2 separate regions of the Homo sapiens genome follow, and region 2 is linked to region 1. Evidence: read pairs that join two places in POLR2A ChIA-PET (ENCODE). Cell type or tissue: GM12878. All regions are shown on one strand.

Evidence for each region. ChIA-PET counts read pairs that join two places held together with the same protein. Peaks named below come from ENCODE experiments on the same cell type or tissue, not always from the same donor. Only the 100,000 strongest peaks of a DNase experiment are listed, where the experiment ranks them.
Region 2: POLR2A ChIA-PET joins it to region 1 with 6 read pairs; 4 of 35 experiments call an interaction of 5 or more read pairs at or near these places.

Annotation. Positions count from the first base shown.
Region 1 is chr12:111,759,823-111,762,322 of GRCh38, forward strand. No RefSeq gene overlaps it. Among named protein-coding and RNA genes, the nearest start is that of ALDH2, 5.9 kb to the right of the region's middle. RefSeq lists an enhancer at 1,842-2,377. In GM12878, no CTCF peak of the experiment used is centred here; DNase peaks (open chromatin) are centred at 1,546 and 2,108; H3K4me3 peaks cover 530 bases; H3K27ac peaks cover 832 bases.
Region 2 is chr12:111,585,496-111,587,995 of GRCh38, forward strand. The region is part of intron 1 of ATXN2 (ataxin 2); the gene reads right to left. Among named protein-coding and RNA genes, the nearest start is that of ATXN2, 13 kb to the right of the region's middle. In GM12878, no CTCF peak of the experiment used is centred here; no DNase peak of the experiment used is centred here.

The sequences.
Region 1 (2,500 bases):
GATTCAAATGGCCCAAATTCAAATGGGTTTAAATCCTGACTCTGTGACAGAGTAGCTGGGCAACCTTTGGAAATGTTCCTTCATCTTAGAGACTTAGATCTCTCGTTTTATTTATTTATTTATTTAAATTTTTTTTAAGAGACAGAGGTCTCACCATGTTGGCCAGGCTGGTCTCAAACTCCTGAGCTCAAGCAATCCTCCTACCTCAGCATCCCAAAGTGCTGGGATTATAAGCATGCGCCACCACACCCGGCCAGATTTCTCATTTGAAAAATGAGTAGACCAGTCCTTGCTTCCCAGAATCACCTGAGGATTAAATGGGATGATGTGTGGCTTACCATAAGCCACAGCACACACCAGCTGTTCGTGTGTGGCTGGAGTCAGGAGCGGGACCCGCTAAAGAGGAGGCGGCTGTGCTCACATTGGAGTGCAAGAATGTGGGGCCTCATCTGGGCTGAGGACTAGCCTGGACCACATAAGATGCCATGCTTCTCACACTCAACTAGCAAAGGAATGCCCCTGCGATCAGGTTAAAATGCAGAGCGTGGTGCGGTGGGCCTGCCTTCCTAACACACTTGCAGGTCATGCTCCTTGTTTTGGGACCCACTTTGAGAAGCGAGGGTGAGAAGGGCTTGACTTCCCTAACCTGATCCCCAGGGGAGGCAGAATGAGCAGACACCGCCTGGCTAGAATCATAAGAGCTACTGGGTATTTAGTACATACCAGGTGCCAAGAACTATCTGTATATTATTATTATTATTGTTTTTTGAGACAGAGTCTCACTCTGTTGTGCAGGCTGGAGTGCAGTGGTACGATCTCAGCTCACTGCAGCCTCTGCCTCCCGGGTTCAAGTGATTTTCCAGTCTCAGCTTCCTGAGTAGCTGGGACTACAGGCACGCACCACCACACCTGGCTAATTTTTGTAATTTTAGTAGAGACGGTTTCACCATGTTGGCCAGGCTTGTCTTGAACTCCTGACAGGTGATTGACCCACCTCAGCCTCCTAAAGTGCTGGGATTACAGGCATGGCCACTGCGCCTGGCCAGTTATTTTGAACCCTATAACAATTGGCAGATCCTTTTATTCTGCCCCTGCTAGAGATGAGGAGACAGAGGTTCAAAGGAATTGTGCAACTTGCTTAAGATCACACAGCTTGTCAGTGAATTCAAACCTAAATTCAGAAGATCCCAGAGCTCTTTCTACTCCATGGCATGGATCGTTAAGATCACCTCTGTGAGGTACTGGCCTCCTCACCTAGGAAAGGAGGAAGATGATGAGGCTCATGTCACCAAGGAGAGCGTGCTGTGCCCTCAAGAAGTGCATGAGCTTCTGATGCTTCCAGAATAATCTCCGGGATGCCCCCCCGACTGCCTCTTAGGGGGTCAGGCTCCATGATGGGGGTGTCTGCCCTGTGGCCCTGGCTGCCTGTGGAGTGTCAAGCCAGCTGTGTGTCCGAGAGAGAGAGAGATTGTGTGTGTGTGTGTGTGTGTGTGTGTGTATGTGTGTGTGTGTACATATGCAAACAAGGAGGGCAGAGCTGGGGCTCAGGGCTGACCATATTTTTCCTCCTACCTGTGAGGGCAGATGTCTTACTGTGTTTTGTTTTGTTTTGCTTTTGAGACGGAGTTTTGCTCTTGTTGCCCAGGCTGGAGTGCAATGGCATTATCTCAGCTCACCGCAACCTCCGCCTCTCGGGTTAAAGCGATTCTCCTTCCTCAGCCTCCCAAGTAGCTGAGATTACAGGCATGCACCACTACACCTGGCTAATTTTGTATTTTTAGTAGAGATGGGGTTTCTCCATGTTGGTCAGGCTGGTCTAGAACTCCCAACTTCAGATGATCCGCCCGCCTCGGCCTCAAAGTGTTGGATTATAGGCTGAGCCACTGCCCCCAGCCAGATGTCTTCCTGTTAAAATGGGGCTTTAAATTCCTCACCTAACATCATTGTTTGCAACAACAGCAACAAAGAGCTTCCATAGACAGAGTCAGTGTCCCAGAACGGGGACTAAACAACCAAACATCTAGAATCTCACCAGTCAGTGACCCTGAAGGAGACCTCAGTCACAACCTTTGTTGGAGAGCAAGTGGAACTAGGGTTTTTTAAAGCCTGAAAGCACATCAGTTGTGCCCTAACAATGAAAGGTTTCAGAGTAGTTGAAAGCTAGGAATTTGAATATCTTAGAGGAAGTTAAGTGGCTTGAGGTGCTTCCACCGAAGGTCTCAGCACCATGAGAATGCCTGTGCTTCTGCCGGCCCCATTCCTGCCAGTGAGCCCACAGACAAGGGGCGATGAAGAACCAGGAAACAGATGGAAAGAAACGTGGAAGAGAGGAAAGCCTCAGACTGTCAGGGTGAAATCTAGGTTGAGAGTTAAGTTTTAGTTCATTCTTTGGAGAGACTGAGCCACAAGGAGCCATAATTACAATAGCGTTTCAGCACATCCAGGTGATCTTGGTCTGCAGTATTTGGTTGAGGACTGTGTGAAAGCAGCTGAGGCCAAA
Region 2 (2,500 bases), 170 kb before region 1:
GAACAAGATTCTATGTCAAAAAAAAAAAGCCAGGTGCGGTGGCTCACGCCTGTGGTCCCGGCACTTTGGGAGGCTGAAGCAGGCGGATCACCTGAGGTCAGGAGTTCGAGACCAGCCTGGCCAAAATGGGGAAACCCCGTCTCTACTAAAAATACAAAAATTAACCCGGTGTGTGACCAATATCTGTACTCCCAGCTACTCAGGAGTCAGGCAGGAGAACTGCTTGAACCTGGGAGGCGGAACTACAGTGAGCAGAGATGGCGCCATTGCACTCCAGCCTGGGTGACAAGAGCAAAACTCCATCTCAAAAAAAAAAAAAAAAAAAAAAAAAAAAACCTCCCAGAATGGTATACTTGTTGAGCTCTTGTGTCTGTTTTTTAGTAGTTCCCATTTTAGTAGTTCCCAGGCTCTTTGCTTTGTTTTTTTGAGATAAGGTCTCATTTTAACGCCCAGGCTGGAGTGCAGTGGTGCAATCATGGCTCACCTCGACATCCAGACTTAAGTGAACCACCTGCCTCAGCCTCCCAAGTAGCTGAGACTACAGAAGTGCACGACCATGACTGGCTAAATTTTTTGTATTAATATTTTTTGTTGAGATGGGGTTTCCCTGTGTTGCCCAGGCTGGACTTGAACTCCTGGGCTCAGGTAATCTGCCTGCTTCAGCCTCCCAAAGTGTTGGGATTACAGGTGTGAGCCACCATGCCCAGCCACCAGTCTTCCAAACTTTTTTTTTTTTTTTGAGACAGAGTCTCACTCTGCTCTGTGGCCCAGGCTGGGGCACAGTGGCACAATCTGAGCTCACTGCAACCTTCACCTCCCGGGTTCAAGCGATTCTCCTGCCTCAGCCTCCCAAGTAGCTGGGATTACAGGCGCCCGCCCAGCCCCAAGTCTGGTTTTTTTTTTTTTTTTTTTTTTTTAGACGGAGTCTCCCTCTGTCGTCAGTGCAGTGGCCCGATCTCGGCTCACTGCAACCTCTGCCTCCCGGGTTCAAGCAATTCTCCTGCCTCAGCCTCCCGAGTAGCTGGGACTACAGGCACACATCACCACGCCCATTTAATTTTTTTGTATTTTTAGTAGAGATGGGGTTTCACCCTGTTGGCCAGAATGGTCTCAATCTCTTGACCTTGTAATCCGCCCTCCTCAACCTCCCAAAGTGCTGGGATTACAGGGGTGAGCCACCACGCCCGGCCCTTTTTCTGTTTTTCAGTAGAGACAGGGTTTCACCATGTTGGCCAGACTGGTCTCGAACTCCTGACCTCAAGTGATCCACCCTCCTTGGCCTCCCAAAGTGCTGGGATTACAAGCGTGAGCCACCGCACCCAGCTAAGTCTTTCAACTTTCTATCACGCTACTGTTATTTCTCATTGCTGTTAATATATCTGCCTCTGAAAACATTGCTTTTCTACTTGCTGCCAATATGTACATCAGAAAAGAAAGCTAGATAGAATCATGTGTAAAGTAAAAGTTCTCAAAGAGGCCATAAAGAACTCTCCAGACCAGAGGCTAAAGCAGGAGGACAGTTTAAGCCCAGAAGTTGGAGGCCAGCCTGGGCAACATAACAAGACCCCCATTTCTACCAAAAAAAAAAAAAAAAAAAAGAACTCCCCTTTCTAAAATCTGCTCAAGCTTCAGTGAAAAGACATTTAGTCTTCAATTCCTGATTTCGAAATGTGTTTCAGGAATGAAAATAGTTAACTGCACAAAGTCCACAGCAAATGTTTATAAACCCGAAAAGAAAAATGCAGTACTTGTTTCAAAACCCGCCCTTTATAAAAAACTAAAATTATAATCAAGATTAATTCCACTTAGAAAAATTATTAAGAATATTTTAACATGACTTTAAAAAGCAATATGAAAAACGTCAATGAAAAATATTTGACCTGGCCAGCCACGGTGCCTCACACATGTAATTAAAGCACTTTGGGAAAACTAGGTGGGTGGATCATTTGAATTTAAGAGTTTGAGACCAGCCTGGGCAACATGGCTAAACCCTGTCTCTACAAAATATACAAAAGCCAGGCATGGTGGCATACACCTGTAGTTCCAGCTACTCGGGAGACTGAGGTAGGAGGACTGCTTGAGCCCAGGATGTTGAGGCTGCAGTGAGCCATGACCATACCACTATACTCCAACCTGGCCAACAGGGTAAGACTCAGTCTCAAAAAAAAGGAAATTTAAAAAAAAACTGATCATTGGCAACACTGTTCAATAAAGCCTCTCAAGGCAATGGTTTCAGGAGACCAACATTCTAAAGTTCTGATACAGTTAATAAAAATAAACCACGTTCACTTATATTGCCGACAAGCCTCATACCACAACTAATGAGTTTTACAAAGACTTCATTATAGAATGAAATTTTATTACATTCCCAAAATGTAGTTAGCTATTAATCATGGCACGAAACTGACATTTTCGGGCTGGACACAGTGGCTCACACCTGTAACACCAGCATGTTAGGAGGCCTAAGTGGGGTGGATCACTCGAGGCCATGAGTTCAAGA